2 separate regions of the Homo sapiens genome follow, and region 2 is linked to region 1. A link is an interaction called in ENCODE POLR2A ChIA-PET data of the cell type or tissue named here. Cell type or tissue: OCI-LY7. All regions are shown on one strand. Each heading gives the region's core, and the rest is flanking DNA. Links, peaks and the distances in the headings are about the cores only.

Region 1 (5,379 bases), core at 103-5,102:
TTCATTTATTTCAATGTATTTTCATTTCCCTGAGACTTACTTTTTGGCCCATGGATTATTCAGAAGCATGTTGTTTATTTTCCAAGTGTTTAGAGACTTCCCTGCTACCTTTCTGTTATTGATTTCTACTTTGAGTCCATTGTAGCTGGAGAACATACTCTGTATCATTTCTTTTTTTTTTTTTTTTTTGAGATGGAGTTTCACTTTTTTTGAGATGGATTTTCGCTCTTGTTGCCCAGGCTGGAGTGCAATGGTGTGATCTCGGCTTACTGCAACATCCGCCTCCTGGGTTCAAGCAATTCTCCTGCCTCAGCCTCCCTAGTAGCTGGGATTACAGGCAGGCAGCTGCCACCACGCCCAGCGAATTTCTTGTATTTTTAGTAGAGACTGGGATTCACTATATTGGCCAGGCTGGTCTTGAATTCCTGACCTCAGGAAATCCACCCGCCTCAGCCTCCCAAAGTGCTGAGATTACAGGTGTGAGCCACCGTGCCCAGCCCCGCTTCAATTCTTTATATATTTATTGAGGTTTGTTTTATAGCCCAGGGTATGGTCTATTTTGGTATATGTTCCATGGGCACTTGATAATAAGATACGTGATATGTTGTCTTTCAGTCCTCAGTTTTTGCTGATATTTATGTTCTTTTATTCTTCTCTGCTTATAATTGTCTTATTTATTTATTTATTTATTTATTTATTTTTGAGATGGAGTTTCGCTCTTGTTGCCCAGGCTGAAGTGCAATGGTGCAATCTCGGCTCACCACAACCTCCGCCTCCTGGGTTCAAGCAATTCTCCTGCCTCAGCCTCCCAAGTAGCTGGGATTACAGGCATGCGCCACCACAACTGGCTAATTTTGTATTTTTAGTAGAGACGGGGTTTCTCCACGTTGGTCAGTCTGGTCTCGAACTCTCGACCTCAGGTGATCCACCCGCCTCGGCCTCCCAAAGTGCTGGGGTTACAGGCATGAGTCACCGCACACAGCCCTTTTCTTTTTTCTTTATGAGCAAGGACTTGAGCAATAATTGTCTTTACTATGCCCTCTACATACATTTAGAACTACATTGGAGAGTTATAACTTTTACTTCAATCATCAAACATAATTTAGAAAACTCAAGAGGAGAAGAAAAATCGATTGCATTTACCCATATTTTTGCTTACCATGTTCTTTCTTGCTTCCTGATGTACCAACATTCCTTTTTCTAAAAAAAATCCTTTCCTTTCTGTTTAGAGAAATTCCAACTTCTTTTAGCTATTTTTTTAAAAATTGTAGAGATGGAGCCAGGTGCAGTGGCTCACGCCTGTAATCCAAGCACTTTGGGAGGCCGAGACGGGTGGATCACCTGAGGTCAGGAGTTCAAGACCAGCCTGGCCAATATGGTGAAACCCCATCTCTACTAAAAATACAAAAATTAGTCGGGCCTGGTGGCGCATGCCTGTAATTCCAGTTACTCAGGAGGCTAAGGCAGGAGAATTGCTTGAACCCAGGAGGTGGAGGCTGCAGTGAGCCGAGATTATGCCACTGCACTCCAGCCTGGGCAACAGAGCAAGACTCTGTCTCAAGAAGAATTTAAAAATTAAAAAAAAATTGTGGAGATGCGGGTCTCACTATGTTGTCTCGGCTGGTCTCAAACTCCTTGCCTCAAATGATCCTCCTGCCTCGGCCTCCCAAAGTGCTGGGATTACAGGTGTGAGTCACTGTGCCCAGCCCTTCTTTATATCTTCTTTATCTCTGCTGAGACTTTCTATTTCTTTGCTGAGACTATTTTTTAATTGTTTCAAGTGTGTTCATAATTGCTAATTAAAGCATTTTTTATGCTGGCTGCAGTAAAAACTTTGTCATATTATTCTAACATCTTTTTCATCTTGATGCTGACATTTATTGTCTTTTTTCATTCAATTTGATATATTGTTATAATGAGTGATTTTTGGTGGTGACCTGAATATTCTGAGTATTATGTTATAAGACTCTGGATGTTATTTATTTTTAATTTAATTAATTAATTTATTTATTTATTTTGAGATGGAATCTCCCTCTGTTGCCCAGGCTGGAGTGCAGTGGCAGGATCTCGGCTCACTAAACCTCTGACTCCCGAGTTCAAGCTATTATCCTGCCTCAGCCTCCCAAGTAGCTGGGATTACAGGTGCATGCCACCACACCCAACTAATTTTTATATTTTTAGCAGAGATAGGGTTTCACCATGTTGGCCAGGCTGGTCTCGACCACCTGACCTCAAGTGATCCACCCGACTTGGCCTCCCAAACTGCTGGGATTGTAGGTGTGAGCCATCCCACCCGGCCTAATTTTAATTTTTAATTAAGATTCCCCATTGTTAAGCAATGAACCTTATTTATTTATTGAGATGGAGTCTCACTGTGTCACCATCTCGGCTCACTTCAACCTCTGCCTCCTGGGGTCAAGTGATCCTCATGCTCATGCCTTAGCCTCCCAAATAGCTGGGATCACAAACCTGTACCACCACACCTGGCTTTTTTCTTTTTCTCTTTTTTTTTTTTTTTTTGAGACAGAGTCTCACTCTGTCGCCCAGGCTGGAGTGCAGTGGCATGATCTCGGCTCACTGCAACCTCTGCCTCCTGGGTTCATGTGATTCTCCCGCCGCAGCCTCTGGAGTAGCTACGACTACAGGTGCACACCACCATGCCCAGCTAATTTTTTGTATTTTTTGTAGAGATGGGGTTTCACCATGTTGGCCAGGCTGGTCTTGAACTCCTGACCTCAGGTGATCTGCAGCGCCTCAGCCTCCCAAAGTGCTGCGATTACAGGTGTGACTCACCCCACCCGGCCACTGCACCCAGCTGGATCTTACTTAAACTTCTGTTTTAGCTGGCCTCCTCTAACACCAGCAAGGAAAGAGGAGCACTACCTTGTTACTGCCAGATGGGGGCAGATGTCCAGGTTCCTCATTTGGCCTCTGTTGACAACCTAGGAGTGGCTCCTTGTTACTACAAGGTGAGGGTGGGAGTACTCGCTCCCCACTAGGCCTCCAGTGATAGCTCCCTGGCTGGAAAGCGTAAGAGTACATTATGCTCCCCATGGGGTTTTCACTGACTCTATACCACAAGGGAGGCTGGTATTGGGGGTGAGGGAGTAAAAGAAAAAAACCTGTTTTCCAGCGGGGCGCAGTGGCTCACGCCTGTAATACTAGCACTTTGGGAGGCCAAGGTGGGTGGATCACCTGAGGTCGGGAGTTTGAGACCAGCCTGGCCAACGTGGCGAAACCTCCGTCTCTACAAAAAATACAAAAAATTAGCCGGGTGTGGTGGCAGTCGCCTATAATCCCAGCTACTAGGCAGGGTGAGGCAGGAGACTCGCTTGAACCTGGGGGGCGGCGGAGGTTGCAGTAAGCCTAGGTGGCACCACTTCACTCCAGCCTGGGCAAAAGAGTGAAACTCTGTCTCAAAAAAAAAAAAAAAAGAAGAAGAAAAAAACTGTTTTCCTGTACACTCATGAAACTTCTGACACCAAATGTGTGGAGTTTTCCCTCACAGTAAGCAATTCTCCAGCTCTCTAGATCCCAGTCGGGTGTACTACAATTATGACAGTAACTACCCAGAATTAGCACAGACCACACAGGTTAAGGGTTCAGTCTCACAAGACTATCCCAGTTCAGAAGTCAGTCTCAAATTCCAAGTTGTGACTTGTACTTCTGACCCACTGGCTATAAATCAGGGGCTCCCATGACTCCCTCCTGGGGCTTGATAATTTGCTGGATGGCTCGAGGAACTCAGGAAAGCACTTTACTTGCAATTACCCGTTTATTATAAAGAATACAATTCAGGAAGAGCCAAATGAAAGAGATGGATTGGGGCCAGGCACAGTGGCTCACGTTTGTAATTCCAGCACTTTGAGAAGTGGTAGTAGGTGGATTGCTTGAGTCCAGGAGTTTGAGACCAGCCTGGGCAACACAGTGAGACTGTCTCAAAAAAAAAAAACAAAAACAAAAACAAAGAAAGAGATACATTGGGCAAGGTATAGGAATGGATGGGCTGTATGAGGGTTCCAGGCCCTTGCTAGAGGTGCCACCCTTCTAGCACCTCAGTGTGTTCACCAACCCAGAACCTCTCCAAACCTTGTCGGTTAGGGATTTTATGGAGGTTCTATTATGTAGGCATGATTAATTAAGTCAGTGGCCATTGGTGACTAAGATCCTCTCCCTTCCCTGGAGTTCAAGGTGTGGGACTGAACATTCTATCCAGGGTTGGTTCCTCTGGCAACTAACCCCTATCCTCTAAGAGTTACCTCATTAGCATAAATTCAGGAATGGTTAAACGGGCTTATTACTGTTAACTTAAAAAAAATCACAAGATTTATAAATTTAGAAGTGGAGACTTTATTTCTTGTAAAGTGTTACAGCCTGCAAGGTGGCCATCCCAGAGGCTGGGAAACGCAGCCTCCAGTAGAGACCTGGAAACAGGCATTTCAAAGGAGGAGGGGCTGGGGTAGGAGCTTTATGCTGAAGGAGTTGGCTAAACATACATATTTAACAGGCTAGAGGAGGAGCTATGAATATTCATGAAGGTGGTCCTGGTGCATGCATGTTGAATAAACATGCATGTTACTTATGAACTATGTTCACCTTGGGGTGGAGACTCAACATTTAAATGTATTACGGTTAGGCCCTATTCATCAGAGGTCTTTTCAGGACACAAAAGGACTTTTAAGCACGCAGTCTACGTAAACTGGCTAGACCCAGTCCTTGGTCAGTGGTCTTCTTATCAGGAGAAAGTTACTGAAATCAATCTCTTGTCCAATCAGAGCTGTAGTTATGGCTTATGGAACAAAGTCAGTTGGTCAGCATGTGGTGGTTGTAAGCTGCAACTGCTTCAACATTGTTTATCTCAAGGCCAGTGCTTATTTAGCTGCTAGAGAAAAAGAAAAACCTTGTGGTGGTTAGGACATAGGTTATTCTTTAAGTGTAGGAGTGCATGGCTTAACACTTGCCTGGCATGGCCTTAGATCCTGTTTATAATTTGTATCTTATTATCATAAAGATAATCTGTTCTGTCAGTCTTTTTTTTTTTTTTTTTTTTTTTGAGATGGAGCTTCGCTCTTTTGCCCAGGCTGGAGTGCAATGGCGCGATCTTGGCTCACCACAACCTCCGCCTCCCAGGTTCAAGTCATTCTCTTGCCTCAGCCTCTTGTGTAGCTGGGATTACAGGCATGTGCCACCACACGTGGCTAATTTTGTATTTTTAGTAGAGACGGGGTTTCTCCATATTGGTCAGGCTGGTCTCGAACTCCCGACCTCAGGTGATCTGCCCGCCTCGGCCTCCCAAAGTGTTGGGATTACAGCCGTGAGCTACTGTGCCCTTCTGTCAGTCTTTTTGAGACAGGGTCTTGCTCTGTTACCCAGGCTGGA
Region 2 (5,379 bases), core at 118-5,117, 240 kb after region 1:
GAACAGGGGGAGCTGGAGGATGAGCAAGATTATTCTGACTAGAACTGAGCACATAGCATCGACGCGGTACCCTTGGAGAGGGTGTGCTAGGAGGAGTGCTTGGCGAATTTGGACACGTACTAATGTCTCTGAGCCAGTCTGAATCTCTGTGAAGATGCCCCAGTGGAGGTGGCTGAAGATTAAATGGACAGTTTATAAAGTGTTCTGGAGGCCGAAGGGGAACTGGTGGAGGGGTATCAGGAAGAGGATCTCTTGGTGGTGGCGGAGGTGGACTATGCAGAGGCCCATCAAATGCACCAGTAGGAACAGGAACTCTGGGTTTTACCTTTGGAGGAGGAGGCTGTCTCGGTGGAATAGCAGGAGGATCATCATCAGATTTCATATTTCCCTCAAAAAAAAAAGTAATTAAATTATACCTCTATTCTGAAAAATTAAAAAAAAAAATTTTTAAGTCTGAAAAATTCTTACTTGTCAAGTTAAATTCAGAGGCTCAAAATAAACTAATCTGGGTTAATTATCAGATTATGAGTACTCCTAGATTAATTCAGGGCTGGGTTTAATATTTTTATATATGAGATGTTTTAATTTAAGTCTTAGGTCCTAACTCTTTATCTTGCTTTGTGTATACATTTCAGAAATTTATGTATTTTAATTATAATAGTAGGTAAGTGACAATAATTTATTGCTTTATAGACATGAAAGGACATGATGTCTAGAGGACTTTAATGTCTAGCTTCTGCTTACTGGGCATCTACTGCTACTTTCTCCAGTGAGGCTTAGAGCAGTAGATCTCAAAGTGTGATCCAGAGACCAACAACATCAGCATCAGTAGGGAACTTGTTAGAAAAGCAAATTCTTGGGCCCCATCCTAGACTACTGAATCAGAAACTCTGGAGGTGTGGCTCCACAGTCTGATTTTACCAAGCCTTTCAGGTAATTCTGATGCACCCTTAAAATTTTGAGAAGCATTAGTTGAAAGTTTGAAGAATACTTGGAATACTACTGAAGTTTTTTTCCACCTGTACCAGAAAGAAAATGTACTTCCAGCCTCTTTTTTATTTTTTTATTTTTATTTTTAGTTTTTGAGACAGAGTCTTGCTCTGTCGCCCAGGCTGGAGTGCAATGGTGCGATCTTGGCTCACTGCAACCTACCTTCACCTCCCAGGTTCAAGTGATTCTCCTGCCTTAGCCTCTTGAGTAGCTGGGATTACAGGTGCCCGCCACCATGCCCGGCTAATTTTTGTATTTTTAGTAGAGACAGGGTTTCACCATATTGGCCAGGCTGGTCTTGAACTCCTGACTTCAGATGATCTGCCTGCCTCAGCCTCCCAACCAGCCTTTTTTTTTTTTTTTTTTTTTTTTGAGACAAGAGTTTTGCAATTGTTGCCCAGACTGGAGTGCAGTGGCACGATCCTGGCTCACTGCAACCTCCAACTCCCAGGTTCAAGCGCTTCTCCTGCCTCAGCCTCCCCAGTAGCTGGAATCACAGGCACCCGCCACCACACCCAGCTAATTTTTTGTATTTTTAGTAGAGATGGGGTTTCATCATGTTGACCAGGCTGGTCTCGAACTCCTGATCTCAGGTGATCTACCCGCCTGGCATGAGCCACTGCGCCCGGCCCAGCCTCTTATTTAGAAAAGGTTTTTATAAGGATTAAACAACTAAAAGTATTTTTCAAATATAACAACCCAAATGCTGAAAAACCATAAATGGTAGCCAAAGTATAATTCACAGACTCTTTATAACACTAGGCATTATTTTGAAGATTCACAACTTTGAATAAGTTGGAGTAAAGTCCTGTTGATTACCTTGGAATTTGAAGCATCATGATCAAACTTTTTTCGAGGAGGAAGAGGAGGAGGAATCAGGGGCTCTTCACTTAGTTTATGTAAACTACCACATGAACTAAAGAAAGACTCTGGGGGAGAAAAAGACTAGTTTAACCACAATTCACAGTATAAGATAAACCTTTATCACAATTTGTGATCGATACTTCTACCATGGCATTTGTCAGACTGTATCAACTATTGGTTTATCTATCTTCCCCCATTAAATTGTAAGCTTTCTGCAGGGAGTGTGTATTTATTTCTGTGTCTCTAGCACCAACCATAGTGCCTGGGGCATGATGGGTACTTCAGCTAAATGAAGGTGTACTATTTAATTATGATTAATGAGATTCTGCTCCCTGAAAAGCCTTTCACAAATCAAAACAAAACATGTCTAAATACACTGTAGTAACTTCCAAAGAAAGACCATCCTAATCAGAGACCTTTTTTTTTTTTTTTTTTTTTGAGACGGAGTCCCACTCTGTCGCCTAGGCTGGAGTGCAATGGCACGATCTCGGCTCACTGCAACCTCCGCCTCCCGGGTTCAAGCAATTCTCCTGCCTCAGCCTCCTGAGTAGCTGGGATTACAGGTACCCACTACCACCCCCAGCTAATTTTTGTATTTTTAGTAGAGACAGGGTTTCACCATGTTGGTCAGGCTGGTCTCAAACTCCTGACCTTGTGATCCGCCCACCTCGGCCTCCCAAAGTGCTAGGATTACAGGCATGAACCACCGTGCCCTGCGAGACCGTATATTTTTGAAGCAGCTATGATTGGGCACATCACCACACAGGTAATAAAACCCTCCATATAGGAACCCATAAGGTAGTGTTATATCACATAACTCTTTGTCTTTGCAAGTCTCTCACTGATAATGTACACGTTATATAACTACATTAAAGGAAATTTACAAAATGATAAATGACAGGAAAATACCCCTAAACAGATCAACCAGACATATAATAATTACTATCTTCATTTTAATTTTTTCTATAGTTCAACTTCCCATTTGATCTCTCTATATTCACACAGTTGTTACAAAGGCAGCAACTATGTCTTATTTGTCATTATACTGAGATTGGGAACACAGGCGCTAACTGGGAAAGAAGTTGATAAGTTTAACTTTAAACACTCTAACTGAACTGCTTATGAGACATCCAAGTAGATATGTCAAACTAATTATTCTATGTCAAAAATTGCTATCCCGATCATGTGGCTCTGCAGTTACTTCCTGGGGGAGGGGGGGGAGTCCTGTTGACTCAGGGGGAAATAGCTGATACAAAAGGTACGCCTATGAGGTTGGCAGATGGTGTGGGGAGGTTAGGCAGAGGATGTTCCTAAACACTCTGAACTGAACTGCTTATGAGACATCCAAGTAGATATGTCAAACTAATTATTCTATGTCAAAAATTGCTATCTCAGTCATGTGGCTCTGCAGTTACTTCTGCGGGGGTGTCCTGTTGGCTCAGGGGGAAATAGCTGATACAAAAGGTATGCCTATGAGGTTGGCAGATGGTGTGGGGAGGTTAGGCAGAGGATGTTCCTCAGACCTGCCAGCATTGTTTGTCCCGTCTTTGGGAGAACTCCTTTCGGTGGTGGTAAATCTGTCCCATTTGGTTTAGTTGGCCAATCCTGCCCAGGACACCCCAATTCAAGGCAAGGAATAGGCATGGGACTCACTTTCTTAACATGATCAGATTTTTATCTACCTCTCTTTCATGCAAGTAGCCATTTTTTTAGGGAAAGTGAACCTGACCCCTTAGCTCCAGGGATGGGGCCTAATTGGTATAAATCAATCAGAGTAATCCCATTCCTTTAGCCAGAGTGATGAGTTTAACTGTAGGCATGTAACCTAATTCAGACCAGTGAAATTTAAAAGGAGATATTCTGGGGGCTAATGGAAAGGAAGTTCCTTGCTCTTTTTTGGAAACGCATTCTGTCATACTGTCTTGTCTGTACTTCTCTCTATATATAATTTGACTGAACAAAGAAGCACACAACCTTTACTGCTCTTGCCAGTTATGATTTTGAGGGAAAACAGCTTTAAATCAAGCTGATAATCTGGACAAAACAATGAAGAGTGAAAAAGAACCCTGGGCTTTTTTTTTTTTTTTTTTTTTTGAGACGGTGTCTCGCTCTGTCGCCCAGGCTGGAGTCCAGGAACCCTGGTCTTTAATTACATCATCGAGTCACTGAATCAACCAGTCTTAAAGCAGCCTTCCTCTAGGCTTCCAAGTATGTCTGAGTGTTTTCTTATTGATTAAGCCAGTCTTAGGTGGTAACAGACACGCACACTCATGGAAGCAGATGATATGTGAATGATGGGAAAGCTATGAGAGCTCTGAATCTGGGTCTGACTCTACAGTCACCACTTAACCAGTATATTTCTCCACGGTAGGCAATCAATAACCCTTGCTGAAGTCTGAATGCAATTTAATTGTCTATCAAGAGCATTTCCCTACAAGACTACAGTCTTTATGAACTTTTTTAGTGCCTGCATTTATTCCAAACTGGTGAATATAGCAGAATTTACTAAACAATTTCTGTAATGTTAGTTAGCTATCTAAGTTACTTCTAATTTTCTGCCATTCATTCATTCATTCAACAGTTATTGGGCACCTGCTAATACTGTCAGGCACTGTCTGAAGCACTAGCAATATAACCGTGAACAAAACTCAAAAATTCACGTCCTTATGGAACTTATAATCTAGGTTAGGGAAAGATAAGTAAAAGTATGATGCCTATAAATTATGACAAGAAATATTTGGTTGGAAAGGGGTATAGAAAGAGGTGGGAGGGGAGCAACATAAATAGGGTGATTAGGGAAGGCTTCACTAAGGTAACAGCCTGAAGGAGGTAAGGGAGCAGGCTGTGAGGCTAAATGGCTGAAAAGTATTATAAACAGCAGGAATGGCAAGAGCAAAGCACTGATGCAATAATGTGTCTATTATGTTGAGGCAGACTGAGTGAAGGGGGAGAATAAGTGATGAGGTCTGACAGATCAAACAAGCCCAAACTGTGTAGGGCCTGTGCGTTCTTTAAAGGAACCGGCTTTCACTGTGAGTGAGATGGAAAGCCACCAGAGGGCTTTTTTTTTTTTTTTTTTGAGATGGAGTTTCACTCTTGTCGCCCAGGCTGGAGAGCAGTGGTGTGATCTCAGCTCACTGCAACCTCCGCCTCCCGGATTCAAGCAATTCTCCTGCTTCAGCCTCCTGAGTATGCTGGGATTACAGGTGCCTGCAACCAGGCCCAGCTAATTTTTGTATTTTTAGTAGAGACGGGGTTTCACCATGTTGGCCAGGCTGGTCTCCAACTCCTGACCTCAGGTGATCCGCCTGCCTTGGCCTCCCAAAGTGCTGGGATTACAGGGGTGAGCCACCGTACCCGGCCCACCAGAGGGCTTTAAGCACAAGTAAAACAAGGTCTAACTCAGATTCTAAAAGGATCATTCTGGCTGCTCTACTAAAAACATACTGAAGTGGAGAAGATAATAAGTCAGGATGCTTACTGTAATAAACAAGGTAAAAGTTATGGTGGCTTGGACCAGGGTGG

What was found. ChIA-PET counts read pairs that join two places held together with the same protein. Peaks named below come from ENCODE experiments on the same cell type or tissue, not always from the same donor. Only the 100,000 strongest peaks of a DNase experiment are listed, where the experiment ranks them.
Region 2: POLR2A ChIA-PET joins it to region 1 with 13 read pairs; 15 of 35 experiments call an interaction of 5 or more read pairs at or near these places.

What each region holds. Positions count from the first base shown.
Region 1 is chr14:49,877,006-49,882,384 of GRCh38, forward strand. No RefSeq gene overlaps it. Among named protein-coding and RNA genes, the nearest start is that of ARF6, 13 kb to the right of the region's middle. RefSeq lists a silencer at 2,965-3,024. In OCI-LY7, for the core only: CTCF peaks have their summits at 2,906 (motif pointing right), 3,108 and 3,310; DNase peaks (open chromatin) are centred at 2,886 and 3,356; H3K4me3 peaks cover 292 bases; H3K27ac peaks cover 1,159 bases.
Region 2 is chr14:50,118,466-50,123,844 of GRCh38, forward strand. It overlaps SOS2 (SOS Ras/Rho guanine nucleotide exchange factor 2), which reads right to left. Exons shown (of 23, transcript NM_006939.4): 22 at 1,810-1,919; 23 at 1-388. Among named protein-coding and RNA genes, the nearest start is that of VCPKMT, 4.6 kb to the left of the region's middle. In OCI-LY7, for the core only: no CTCF peak of the experiment used is centred there; no DNase peak of the experiment used is centred there.